2 separate regions of the Homo sapiens genome follow, and region 1 is linked to region 2. Evidence: chromatin loops called from intact Hi-C (ENCODE). Cell type or tissue: PC-3. All regions are shown on one strand. Links, peaks and the distances in the headings refer to the core of each region. The heading gives the core; the rest is flanking DNA.

Evidence for each region. Peaks named below come from ENCODE experiments on the same cell type or tissue, not always from the same donor. Only the 100,000 strongest peaks of a DNase experiment are listed, where the experiment ranks them.
Region 1: it touches region 2 in a loop (6-fold over the local background); 3 of 110 quality-filtered maps call a loop at or near these places.

Annotation. Positions count from the first base shown.
Region 1 is chr17:78,678,132-78,685,486 of GRCh38, forward strand. It overlaps CYTH1 (cytohesin 1), which reads right to left. Exons shown (of 14, transcript NM_004762.6): 12 at 2,840-2,911; 13 at 2,059-2,213. Among named protein-coding and RNA genes, the nearest start is that of SCAT1, 50 kb to the left of the region's middle. In PC-3, for the core only: no CTCF peak of the experiment used is centred there; DNase peaks (open chromatin) are centred at 2,480 and 2,990; H3K4me3 peaks cover 1,363 bases; H3K27ac peaks cover 1,993 bases.
Region 2 is chr17:78,741,393-78,748,747 of GRCh38, forward strand. All of the region lies in intron 1 of CYTH1 (cytohesin 1), which reads right to left. Among named protein-coding and RNA genes, the nearest start is that of CYTH1, 37 kb to the right of the region's middle. In PC-3, for the core only: CTCF peaks have their summits at 4,141 (motif pointing left) and 4,345; no DNase peak of the experiment used is centred there.

The sequences.
Region 1 (7,355 bases), core at 1,727-4,226, 64 kb before region 2:
GCCCACAGGAGAACTTGGCACTCACGCTCATGAAAGGATTGAATGATTCTAAATGTGACTTTGAAAAATGCTTAGTTTTTCTGACTATAGAAGTAAAAACCATATGAAAGACACATGTACAAAACCAGCCAAAACTGTTTTGAAAGACCAGTGAGGGAGGACAGGGAACTCGCCAGCCAGCACAGTCAAAGGACACCACGATGCCACAGGGGGAGGGGCGGGCGGCGCTCACGCTGGGAGGCGCGGTGGAGCAACAGGTGCATGAAGCGTGGTGGGGGAGCTGGGTACACTCTAAGGAGAGCATATGAAGTCAGTGGGGGCGATGCCAATGAATCCATAAATGGTGTCCGGACCATCAGCTATTCATTCATGAGAACAAACTTAAACCCTTACTTCAAATCTTATATAAAAAATACATTTCATAATGATTCAATAAATTTTTTTTTCAGTATGTTAAAAAAAAGGATACCGGTCCCCCACAACACTGCTGTTTTCTTCCCCAGAACACAGGGCTGGTGCCATTACTGGTAGGGGACTCTGAAAACACCGTGGCACCGCGTCTGCTCAATGGAGGGTGGGCTGGCCCCCGCTCAGGGCCACACTTCCCATGATGGCTGTCATGCCAGGGAAGCTGCCAAACCCCATGCCCACTACACAATCTCATTTAATCCTCAAAAGAGCCCCATGAGGCAGAAATGACCTCTATCACACAGAAGAGGTAGGTTACCCACCTACCAGGCACTGCGCTCAGAGAGACAGAGCGAGGAGTCTCAGCGCAGCGTGACCTGGCGCCAAATCCATCCTCTCTCCAGCTGGTTCCTGTCTGTTTTCATTGCATGAATTTTCAGATTACTTTTGAGAGGATAAATCATCTATTCCTTTCCCTCCATCATCACATCATCTCCATCTTCAGTCAGTTTTAAGGTATTTAGCTTGGGCCAAAACCTACACTGGTCTGAGTAGAAATACCAAAAGATAAAACAAAGGCTAGAGGATATTGCACACCCTCGGGAACGGGGCTGTAGCCTGGGTGGGAGAAAGCCCGTCACACAGTACACAGAGGACTTACAGGGACCTTCGCAGTCACCTGTGGGCACATTCTCCCTGTCTTCCAGGTGAAGTCACACAGGCAGCTGAGGAGTCTTTCTCAGGAAAACAGCTAGGTGAACTCTCATGGATGAAGCACCAGGAGGGAGAGGGCAAGGCTGTGCTCTTAGGAGAAAGGATCACTGAGAGAAGGCAAAGTCAGAATGCTCACTGCTGACCCTCGCACAGGGACTGGAGGGAGGAGAAAGCATCACTGAGAGAAGGCAAAGTCAGAATGCTCACTGCTGACCCTCGCACAGGGACTGGAGGGAGAGCCAGGCAGACCAAGTCCCAGGGAAGAACATTAAGCAAGAGAAGCCAACTGACTTTAGAAAGCCATGTTTCCAGATACTTGTCACATGAGGAAATTTCCAGCCCCGTGATAGACCTTACATGGCGTGGCCCAGTGGAGCCAACAGAGCCGAGAGGTAGGAGTCAGAGGCCTGGACTTGGGAGCTCCACTTCTTAGCTGTGGAACCCTGAGGAAGCTTCTCCCTCCTCCCGGACCTTGGATCACGGTATGTGACTTCCAGCAAATTTCTTAACCTCTATGGGCCTCAGTTTCCTCATCTGTAGCTAGGAAAATGGTGTCTCACAGGATTCACAAATTACAGAACATGACTACTATCTCCTCTGAGCTGTCACTATGAGAATGAGAGCGGCTTCGTCAGACACAGAAAGACCAGTTGAGCAGATGGCATCTGTGTGGGTAGCTCACTCGCCTCTTCCTATTTTGGGTCTATGAGGACACGTGGGGAACCCAGATGGGACGTGCTCTCTTACATATGCTATAATAGCCAAGAATCCAAAGGCCTCCTGGGAAGCCGTCAGCTGGGAACCAGGACGAAGCTTCCCTAAGAACTTGGAGCACAGAAGAGATGCGGGCGGCATGTTTAACCACTAAGATGATCAACACCTGGTGAGGTGAGGGCTGCACCAGGCGCGCACTGCCCTTTCTCAGCAGTCACTTACTTAATGCACTTAATCCACTCCTCCTTCTCCTCGGGCGTCGGAGCTGAGATCCGGTAAACAGTGTGGTTCCCCTCCACCACCCGCCCGTCAGCCTCGGTCTTGCAGGCCTTGATAACTTGGTCTTTATTGTCGGGGATATAAAGCTCAAAGCAGTTCTGAGAATCAAAACAGAGAGGGAGAGAGTGGAGCAAAGGAAGCTGTTAACTGAGAAACATGCTGATTTCTTTCCCCAAAACCCCTTTCTTCTGACCTTCACAAAATACAAGGAATACATATTTTCCTGTGGAAAAGTGAAGCCTAGAAGCGGAATTCTAGAGACTGTAAATTGTATAGAAGTCAGTCTCGTTTGCAAACACACCGGCCTGATATAAGCTGGCCCCACTTGCAATGTACGTAAAATGCGGAGAGAACTGCAGGTGACTCACGACTTTAACTTCAAGCCAGTAACATCCTGACAGCCCAAAACAAAGGAAAACTAAACGGGAGGTGTCCCAAGGGTATAAACTACATAGCCCACTCCTGCGTGCTTGCCGCTGCCATTGCAGGAGGGGCAACTTCTACACCCCATGTGACATTCACTAAGTGAAACGATAAAGCAGACAGACGGCACAGGAAGAAGTGATTTCGAGTCTCATCTTTGGCTTGAACAATATAATAAAAAATTAGACTAAATAAAAGCCTGATCACGCTTTTCAGTTTTTTGGTTTTGAGTTTTTTAAAAAAAATCTTTGAAATGCCCATCCCCTTTCTCCCCTCAAAATATCTCAGCAAAAATACTCACTGGTTTTTTGGAGTCCTCCACTTCCCGGATACTCAGATTCTCTAAAGGGATGATTCCACGGGGCTCCTTATCCTACAGAACAGTTGAAGAGAGGAAGTTTAAGATCACAGTTTAAGGACACACACTGTCAGATTCCTCGCCGGTGACTCAGCCGAACTTTCCTGCTTTCTCCCAGGACATGAAGTTCATAAATCAGCCTGAGGGAACTCCTTACATTCTAAACAAGAATAACACCAAAAATGTCTGAGGATTGTCAATATAACTGCTAAGTCCTCCGCGAGTAGAAAGACCAGAAGATTCAACAGACACCGTGAGAGTGTGGCCGGCAGTGACCCGGGCACGGTCCTCAAGCAGGGAGTGTGCGGGCCCCTTTCCCTCTTCCCTTTGCCTGGCTCTCCCACTCACCTCTGAAGCCTCAGTTCTGGGGCAACAACTCCAGGAAGCCTTTCCTAGTTTCACCCTAGCGCCCCGATGCCTGGGACTGCAGCTGTGGGTCTGACCATTAACCACTCACTGCCTCTGTCCATCGCCCCACCGCCAGACAGTACAATCCTCAGAGACACTGCCATCCTGACAACTCCACCTGGATTTCCAAAGGCACCTTGACTCCTGTCCAGAACAGAGCTGCACCCGCCAACTAGTCCCATCTCATCTACAGAGGGCACGGCACCGCAGACACTTCCAGCACACGCCTGACGGCAGTTTCACAGTCCCCTGATATCCAGCCAACCCATGGCCAAGTCCTAGCACTGTTAAAGTCTTTATATTTGGCCAGGAGAATGGTGTGAACCCAGGAGACGGAGCCTGCAGTGGGCCCAGATAGCGCCACTGCACTCCAGCCTGGGTGACAGAGCAAGACTCTGTCTCAAAAAAAAAAAAAAAAAACCAACCAGTTCTATGAGTTCTCTAAAAGCGAAAAAGAGTCTTTCAGCCATTTCCCCATCCTGGCTAGCAACTATTTCCAACTTCTTCAAGCCAACCTGCTTGGTCTTTACCTCTGTATCTCACACATCTCCAAAATACCATATTAGAACTGCCTTTTGACTGCTTGATTTTAGATGTTATCTACAGAAGAGGACTGAGCTCCTCTTACCCGGGCATATTCATATTCCCCGTCCTCCTAAAATAACTATCTGGTCATCTGAGGTAGGGCTATACACAGTGTCTTCATTAACACCACGTTTCTCTTCCGACCTGTGCCATATAGTGAACTTCCTAATTTTTTCCTTCCTGAAAAGCTTCCTTCCCCACTGGAACCAAAATTATGGAGGGTGGAGAAGTGGGTTGTTCCTTTGATTTATATTTCTGTGACCTTACCACCAAAACCAATTGCAAATGGTTAACCTCTTATCAAAATCTCCTTGCTAATGCTAATTTGTATCAGGCATCCTATTAATTTTCATTTCTTGAAGTAATCCTTCCTGGAGCCTCTGAAACCTGTTCCAGTCTGGACTGGTTGCCTTGATACTCGGTAAACTGCTTCATCCTTAACCTCAGCACTCTCCATTCCAGAGCACTCTTCCCTCCTCTCTTGAAACAAGAGGTTTCAAGATCTCTGGTTTCCTACAGCCAAGGCCTTTGTCCTCCACCAGCATCCTGAGAAAGGGTGTGTGGGTGGTAACATTTCTGAAATCTCACTTGGCTAAGAATGTTTCTATTGGACCCTCACACCTGGCTGCTATCTGGCTGTGCCTAACAGTCTAGGCTGGACGTGACCCTCCTCCAAGACTGGGAAGCCCAGCATTCCTGCCTTCAGCATTCAATATCACCCTACACAAAGCTGTTCTGGTTGCTGGTGCTTTGCACACGACTGCCGTCCTCTGTGTCCTCAGTGTTCTGAGGCCCCCTAAGGAGGCAGCCTTGGCGTGCATTCATTTTCAGTCATCATGCAGGGTATTCAGTAAGCCTTCCAACCTGGAAACACATCCATCGTTTGGGGGAGGTTTAAAAAAATTATTTTGTCAAGGGTTACCCCCTCTTTGTTTTCTCAGCTTCTCTGGAACATGCTAGACCTCCTGGACTAGTTCTTCTTTGGAAAATAAAAGTCTTTCCTTTATTATTTTCCCTCTGCCTTTTTATTCTTTCTGGGAGATTTTCTTAATGCTTTTCTTCCAACTTTTCCATTGAGTTTTCACTTCTACCATGCTTTGAATTTCCAGGAGGATTTTTTTTTATTATTTTTGTTCCGTGGCTTCATACAGGATCCTGTTCTTGTTTCGCAGCTGTGATGTCACCTGAGACGGCTGAGTCTCTTCACAGCTGGTGGTGGACCCTTCTTCTTCCTGGACCCCTCCCTCTCTCTCATCCAAGTTGCTCTTTGGCTGTTCGGCTGCTTTGGTCTCTACCTGCTCTCAGCCGGCAGGAATTCCTCAGGTATCTGGGACTCCTTGGTTGTCCCATTTGAAGAGTGGAAGACTAAGAGCTGACTGGGACCTGAAGCCTGTGCACTGTGACCATCTACAAGGGCCCTCTCACTAGGCTGTCTGCTGGGGAATCTGACTAAATAACCTCACGCATCTCTTCTTGGGCAGAGAAGTTTCCCACTCTGTCTGCAAGCTACAGACCTGGCTACCTGTGGTTCTGAGAGCTGAGTGAGGAGAAGCTGGGGGTGGGAGAAGTCCTCAGCATTCGAGAAGGCTGCATTTACCCCACACTCCTGTCTGGGGAAAATGCCCCCACCTTCAACTGGGCCTAGAGTCCCTCATCCAGAAATGCTTGGTCAGTCTCTCCTGTGAGCGAGCACTCAGACTTCTGCCTGGGTGGTGGGGACAGGCCCTCAGGGGCATGAGGTGAGGGCAACAGCTGGTCTGTTTCCTAAACAGTTCTCAGCCAATTCTGCTTCTGGTTTTTACCCTCCCCATTCTCACTTCTAGGGTTTAATTGGTGCCTGCACCTTTTGAGGATTCCGCTGGGTTAACTGGGTTGAGGCATCACCAGGCGAGCAGGTGGGTGGTCTAAGAGTAATCACACTTTGGACCTCAATAAGTATGTGACATAATGTATACTCTTTGACTGGTGAGGCCTGCGGCATCCAGGTTACATATGCATGATGCACATTCTTGATGGAATATGATTTTAAACCAAGATGATTTACACCCATGCTCTTCAGCCTGGGAGTGGGGACCAGGTTATAAGAAGACCCTCCTGGTCACCGGGAGAACCCACTGGGGATTCTGGTATCCTTCCTGGCCCCCCCTCTTTCCTGCTCCATCCTGCAGAGCGTGGCCCTCCTCGCTCTTCTCAGCACACTCATCCTGCCACTTGAGAATTGGCTTGAGTGAGCCAGCATCGCAGACAGGTGCTCACGCTATCCCTCAGTGCTGGAGTGAAAGAAGAATGAGAACCACTGATGGAAACAACTAAACGTTAAGCTGCTGGGCAGCAATGTAAAATCCCAAATATTAAAAAGGCCCCTGCCTAGAACTTTCACTGGACTCTGGCAGGCCTAATAACAGGCAGGCTGCACCCCTCAGTGATGACTTGTGTGTGCCCAATAACCACTCCCTTCCCCTGTGAAGAGGGAAATAACCGAGGCCAACGTCTTTGGCTTTTTAAATTTGTCTTTAAGAACAATCACTGTTGCTGTAAAAATACGAATTGCTTATTATAAAGAACTAAATATTGTAGAAAAGAATACAGGTGAAAGGTTTAAAAATACTCCAAATCCAATCACTCCTAAATTATCATTGCTGACATTAGGTGAAGATATTTTGTGTGTGTGCAGAGAGATGGAGAAAAACAGGTTTTATGAAAATGGGATATTTCGAGTGGTATTATTTTCATAAAACACATTCTATTTTAATTGTTTAGAATTTAACAGGGGGAAAAAAGGAAGCAGAAACTGAAGAATTGTTGAACTTCAAAGTAAATGTTTCTTTACCACAAGAGTTCCTGAAATAACCTTATTCAAGTTAAGACAAAGAAGTTTATGAAAACATTAAGAGGTCTGACCAGGCATGGTGGCTCACGCCTGTAATCCCAGCACTTTGGGAGGCTGAGGCGGGCAGATCACGAGGTCAGGAGTTTGAGACCAGCCTGACCAACATGGTGAAACCCCATCTCTACTAAAAATACAAAAATTAGCCGCATGTGGTGGCACGTGCCTGTAATCCCAGCTACTCAGGAGGATGAGGCAGGAGAATTTCTTGAATCCGGGAGGCGGAGGTTGCAGTGAGCCACTGCAAGATCGTGCCACTGGACTCCAGCCTGGGTGACAGAGCAAGACTCTGTCTCAAAAAAAAAAAAAAAAAAAAAGGTTTTACTTATTCTTTTAAAAAATACAACATGCTTCCATTTTAACAATATTTCTTGACTCTGCATTTTAAAAAGTACAAAATCTTCTAATTCTTCACATTGTTCCTCCTCCCACCTCCTGATTTTTATTATTTCACTTTTACATTGTCCAGGTTTATAACATTCATGGTACGTCCTGCAGCCACAATTTCTGGTTAATTAGTATTTGTTTTATATTTAAGCATATTTTAGTATTAGCTCTATATTTAAGTTTATTTAGCTA
Region 2 (7,355 bases), core at 2,734-5,233:
GTAGAAAAAAAAACGTGAATATTTATATAATATTCTAGGGAAGGTTTGTTTTTTGAAAGCATAATACCCATATCAATCATTATCCCAGAGACAGAAACATTCCTAGAGTGGGAGTGTGCAGAAAGGTAAGATAGGCACCACCTATAAAAGTGAGGGCAGAGTTTAGAGAGGACACCAAGGAGTAATAAAGCCCCCCAGACTAGCAACAGGGGCAGCCCCCATCACTGCTAAGTCAAGACGGGGTGCGAGGGCATCATACTGCTGCTAAAAGTGGCAAATGGGAGCTCTCTGGCAAGAGTGTCAGTAGAGGATTCAGCAAGCCTCAGTTACCAGCAGGAGAGAATCACCTTGACTTCACTCTTCTCTCACCCTTGCGTCTCCTGGTCAAACCCAACCAGGAACCACACTCCCTCCAGGACAGCCTCCGGCAGACAGCAGGATGGAGCCGGACAGGAAGTAGAGCTGGAGGCAAAAGGAAGGTGTCGGGTGCAACCCTCAAGCCAGATCCTGGGGGCCAGGTTTCCCACTGTCAGGAAAAGGAATTTGGAAACATGAAAAGGGGGAAGGCTAGAAAGAACCCTAAGGTTGGAATGGAATTGAAGGAGCTGGTATGTTTAATGGTTGCATTATGTATATGTTGTAACTTACTTAACCACTTCTACTGTTGGGCATTAATCTTTTTCTTTCCTTATATCCTGTAAAATGCTGCAACATCCTTGTAACCTTTGCCTCCTCAGCTCCTACTAGTTCCTTAGGCTAAATTTCTCTAAGTGGGCTTAAGAGCTGGTCAAAAGATACGAACTACTTTAAGGCTCACTATACACTGCTATGAAACTGATTTCCAAAATAACTGTTTTCATTTACCAGCTGTCTTCTAACATGCTGCCCTGCTGGGCCAGTGGCTCATGCCTATAATCCCAGGCCTTTAGGAGGCTGAGGTGAGAGGACTGACTGAGCCCAGGAGTTTGAGACTAGCCTGGGAGAGAAGGTGGGACCCTGTCTCTACAAAAAATGTAAAAATTAGCTGGGCGTGGTGGCACATGTCTGTGGTCCCAGCTACTTGGGAGGCTGAGACAGGAAGATCGCTTGAATCTGCAAGGTTGAAGCCACAGTGAGCTATGATTGTGCTGTTGCACTCCAGCCTAGGCAAGAGTGAGACCCTGTCTCAAAAATAAATAGGCCGGGTGTGCTGGCTCACGCCTGTAATTCCAGCACTTTGGGAGGACAAGGTGGGTGGATCACTTGAAGTCAGGAGTTTGAGGCCAGCCTAGCCGACATGGTGAAACCCTGTCTCTACTAAAAATACAAACGTTAGCTGGGCGTGGTGGTGGGCGCACCTGTAATCCCAGCTACTCGGGAGGCTGAGGCAGGAGAATCACTTGAACCTGGGAGGCAGAGGTTGCAGTGAGCTGAGATGGTGCCACTGCACTCCAGCCTGGGAGACAGAGCAAGACTCCATCTCAATAAATAAATAAATAAGTAAAATAAAAAATAAAGTGCTAGCCTAGCCACAGCTAAATGCACAGTGTGGATTATCATTTAAAACACACGCCAACTAGACAGACATAATGTAGTATTTTAATGTCTACGCTTCTGTGGTGTGGTGGTGTCAGAGCTTCTGTTGTATTTATTTAGTGTGGGCATTTGTCCTGTGAGTTACTTAAAAGTATTCCTTGGCACTTAAAAAAAGTAATTGGAAAATGTTGCGTAACTATTTTTGTAGAGACAGAAAGATGTCTATGTTATACTGTTAAATGAAAAAATCATGTAACAAAAATGCATAGACTATAAAAATGAAAAAAGAAATAAGCCAGGAAGAATATATACTAAACACATTAACAATCATTATCTCTGGGCGGTGGGATGGTAGAGAATTCTCCCATCATCTCCGTCCACTCACCAGCCCCTCCTTCTCTGTTCTCGTCCACAGTACACCAGACTCCACACTGGTCTCCAGCCAGCAGTCTTACTTTCCAGCTTCGCTCCCGTGTCATGGCCTCTGAAGCTGTCTACCTAACACAAATCCCAAATCTCAAATCCCTGAAACATGCCCAAATCCTAAACGTTGTGAGTGCCAACATGACACTCAAAGGAAATGCTCACTGGAGCATTTTGGATTTCCAGTTTTCAGGTTAGGGATGCTCTGGCAAGTACAATGCAGGTACTCCAAAATCCAAAAAAATACTGAAATCTAGAACTTGTCTGGTTCCAAGCATTTCAGATAAGAAATACTCAACCCATAGTCCTTTTTGATAGCAGCCTATTCTTGTTTCATTCATTTAATATCTGAGACTCTTAAGTATATACTTTTTAAGGCTTTCTTCTACATGTCCCATGACCTGTTTCCTTAAACTATTTGCTCTTTTGCTTGCTAACACTGAAGATTTTCCTTAAGTCTCTAGCAAGCATAGTCTACTTCTTCTCATTTAAGAGTGACACACTAATAACCTGGTTAAAAGCCGTGTGGTAGGCATGGCCTATAGATTGATGTGTGGCAATGTAATATGATAAGGCAGTAATGTGTAGAGACCCCACATGTGGGGCTCGGTAGCTTATTTTTGCTTAGACTAGTTACCCAAAGAAGTATTCTCCAATCCCCTACCTGGGCTGTGTGGAGTGTAAAACTGACCACCAGTATTTGTGGGGGCTACACTGAGGAAGAAAGGATGGGAATCTCACAGTTAAATATACGGGCTTTTTCGGTGCTGCTTCTTGGTTGGTATTTTTTAAAATAAATATAGATTTTCACTCGCTCTCTGTATCTTCACAGCCTTCTTCAGAAATTAAACCTTCATGTTTACCAGAAGTGCAAGAGAAACTGCCTTGCTGCAGGAGATGGAGAGGAGACCTGGAAATCTTAACTGCCAACAATGAACACTTTCAAACCACCCTCGTTTCCTTATCTCCATTCTCAGAGGTGCTGGGTACCCTGCAGCCTTTCTGGAATTTGGGGGTAAATCATTTTGCTTCCTGGTATCCTCTCTCTGCAGCTTAGACCTTTCCTAACAAGCTGCCAAATGGGAGACAGCTTAGGGCATACAATCACGCAAGTGTCCTCCAAAGTCCCGAAGAACATCTGCAAGGTGGGGTGGAGCATAACAAAGACTTGTCCAGCCTCTGCAGGCAGAAATCCAGACACCTGGACACACTGCACAATTCTTTCAAAGGTTCCTTCTACTTTGGTTACCTAAAAAACATAGAGGTATACTATTTTTGTGTATTGACATAAATGCATCTATTAGACCTTGGGGGAAAAAAGAGTTGATGGCAAAGGATATATGTAATGTGTCAACAAGAATTCAAAGAACTTGCCATTCCTTGACATAGGCTTACCTTGTACCTAGCAAAGCAAGCTATGGGATTTCTGATCACATTTGCTAGTACATACCTTCATGACACAGACTTTTTAGCACTTTTGTTATCAAAAGAAAAACTCAAAACCGATTAGATGTCAAAAAAAAAAAAAAAAAGAAAACCTAAACCATATCCTTTGTTTTATGTACACAATTTGCATTTACTTCAATTTTTGCCTAAGGACCAGTAACTCTTGCAAGAAAAAAAATAAGAGAGGTATGCATCACAAAGACTGATCTTATTTAGTTTCTATCAAGAAAATCCATGACCAGTTCCATAACTTGCCACAAAACTGAAAAACTGTGTGGTTTTGAGTATGTACATTTTGGGGATTTTTCTTTCTGAGAAGGGGGTCAAGAGCATTGGTCAGATGCTCAGAGAGGACCCTTGAGCCAGGACTGCAGTCTCCTGTGCACCGTGGAGCCTGGGAGCATTGGGAAGACCTCGAAGAACTCTGGTTCAAGTAATTGCTACTTTCTGGAGGCAAAAGAACAGTGCCCCTTCAGGACCCACCATCGCCAACCTCACCACAGCCCTCGGAGGCATCTGGAAACATGTCAAAAAGACTTTGGAAAGTATTAATTTGACATATTCATGATGATAAGGTAAACAGAAATAACCTCCTCCATAAAGACAAAGCAGAAACAGCACAATTTACAAGCGAGAAAGAATAAGAAGAAACCTGAAATTGAAATAAACTTCACACTACTCCTAGAAGTGGTTGCTACAGTAGTTTTAAACGCCCTTTAAAATAAAGTCAAAAATACTGAATGTCATAAATTCCATCTGTGCTGCCCTCTGCTGGCTACATGAAAAGATTGTTAAAAGATTGACATAGAAATTGCACCAAAAAATTCCATTACCTGGCTGGGCGCAGTGGCTCACCCCTGTAATCCCGGCGCTTTGGGAGGCCGAGGCGGGTGGATCACAAGGTCAAGAGATCTAGACCATCTTGGCCAACATGGTGAAACCCCGTCTCTACTGAAAATACAAAAATTAGCCAGGCATGGTGGCACACACTTGTAGTCCCAGCTACTCGGGAGGCTGAGGCAAGAGAATTGCTTCAATCCAGGAGGCAGAGGTTGCAGTGAGCCGACATTGTGCTACTGCACTCCAGCCTGCCAACAGAGCGAGACTCTGTCTCAAAAAAAAGAAAAAAAAATTTCATTACCTTTTGAACATATATAGGGAGAGGAGAGGCAATTCATGTTCTACCCAGCGCATGTGCCAGTTCCTATGTGTATATTCACCAGTACTGATTTCCTGAAAGGGCTTTGTTAATATCAACATTGGTTTGCCCTTTGTCCACACACACTGGCTAATTTGAGGGATAGTGATAATAGGCTTCTACTATACAGGCAGACATAGGCAAAAAACTATATACACAATAAATAATAAGTAACATGCTAGAAAGTGATGGGTGCTATGGGGAAAAGAGAAGTATGTGGCAGGGGGTGGGGTCAGGTATTGTTAAGTTTTAAATAAGACGGTCAGAACAGGCATCACTGCAAAGATAAAATTTAAACCTCAGTTACTTCTTCCTCAACTCCTCCAAAAAAATATTCAGGATTCTCTTTTCTAAAATTCTGAGGTATACAAAATACATGTATATTCTTCTCTGAACCTCCTCTATTCCTCACCATGTAGACTAATGAAATTACGCAACACCTGCAAGATTTTATTACAAAGGCCACTTTCCCACAAGGAGACCCGAGCTCCAAGACCCACAGTGACAGTGCGGCGACCGAGTTTCCTACTTCCTCTGTCTTCCTAGGGTAAAAGTATCACTACATGGTAACCTGAGATTCTCTTACTTTCCATCTGAAAGAGCCTAACACTTTTAGAATGCCGACTCTCCCATTTTCTAGCTGCTCTTCACATATTGATTTACTCATCAGAGTAATAATTTGAAAGGCCAGGTGTGATGGCTCGTGCCTATAATCTCAGCACTTTGGAAGGCCGAGGTGAGAGGATCACTTGAGCCCAGGAGTTCAAGACTAGCCTAGACAACATAAACAGACTCCGTCTCTACAGAAAACTAAAAAATTAGCTGGCTGTGGTGGTGCGTGCCTGTAGTCTCAGCTACTTCAGAGGGCGAGGCAGGTGATGACCATCTGGGCTCAGGAGGTCAAGGCTGCAGTGAGCTGTCATCACCCCACTGCACTCCAGTCTTCGTGACAGAGTCAGACTCTGTCTCAAAAATAATAATAATAAAAGTGTACACTGATTTATTAAAAAAAGATTTGACTCTTTACCATGTGTTCATTCTAAATGATGTCTGTTGAACTGTGCCAAGCACTATGTTAGCCAAGAGCTAGACCTACAAAGGTCAAGAAAACAAAGTATCTCCCTCTTCAAAACACAAGAGTTCATTGGAGGACACAGGTAATGGCAGCGCCAAAAAAAAAAAAAAAAAAAAAAAAAGAAAAAACTACATGGCATGCTAAGGATCAGGCTCTGAAGGCCCAGAGTATGCCAGGCTCGTAGAGTAAGAATAGAAAAAGTCCCTGGGAGGGGTGGGAAGATAGTGGCACAGGTATACTAACGAGGGGAGTGACTTTTAAGAAAATGCACACTCTCAGCAGCATTCTCTGGTATTTAGGAAGAGATCTGGGGAGACTCAAATACTGCACTGCGGTCCCAATCTTGAAGGATCTAGAGGTCAACATCTGCGGGGAGGAGGCACTGTCTGGGAGAGGCAGGACATTTTTAGAGAATACTATTCAGTGATTTTAGCATGTTCACAAAGTTATGCAACCACCACCACTATCTAATTCTAGAACATTTTCATCATCCCCAAAAGAAAACCCCATACCCCATAGGAGTCACCCCCATTCCCGCATCCCCAAACCCCTGACAACCACTAATCTACTTTCTGCCTCTACAGATTTGCCTAATACATGGCCTTGTGTGACTGGTTTCTTTCACCTGGCACAATGTTTTCTATGTTCAGCCATGTTGCAGCATGTGTCAGAACTTCATTCCTTTTTATGACTAAAGAATCTTCCCTTGTAGGGACAGACTTCATCTTCTTTACCCACTCATGAGCTGATGGCATCTGGTTGTTTCCACTTTGGGGTTCTTATGAAAACTGCTGCTATAAGCACGTAAAATTTTGTGTTGTATAGGATCTTTAAAACTATATCTATGTTCCACTTTGATTAAAATAAATTTCACAGTATTTTTGGCCCTTGAGCCCCTATGCTCGGGTCCACTCTCACACTGTGGAGTGTACTTTCATTTTCAATAAATCTCTGTTTTTGTTGCTTCATTCAAAAAAACAAAATAAAATAAATTTCACAATATTTTCTACTTTTCTGAACCCTACCCATTATTCAAAGTCCAGCTCTGCAGCCTCCTCCCATCACATGGCTCTCTCACTGTCCGCCACTGCACCCCACACACCGGAAACAAACTAAAGATGCTGACCCACATTTGTGGTAAGTTTCACCTCTAAACATTCTCTGATTCTGAGAGCTACGAGTCCTATCATCAAAAATGAAAACTCTATGGAACCAGCTTGGCGTGGTTTTACTGGATCACTGAGTAGTCATGCCAGGTGTCCCGTCAGCTGGTGTAAGTATTGATCATCCTGCTGTGTGATTAACAAATAGTTTCAACACAGTCCTGGGTCAAAGGAAAATGTTTACACATCCAACAGGCCCAGGTTACTGTAGGGGACAACAATGCCTAGGTTATCAGGAAAGCTCACTGTTTAACTGGATTCAAGGAATAAATTATAAGCACCAGCCATTTAATGATAAATACAATTGATCTTTCTAGTACTTTTATTACTTGAGAGAATACAGGAGAATTGTCTGAAGAAGGGGGTAAGGGAGATTATTCAATTAATTCATTGGGTTTTCTGTATACTTCTAAACCAAATTCAGTTAGGAATTTTTACCAAAAAATTCCAGCCTTAATTCAAGGATGTTTATGAAAGCAAAGTTCTCTGATCAAATAAGAGTAAGTAAAAACGGGTGGGCGGGAGGAGTGTGCTT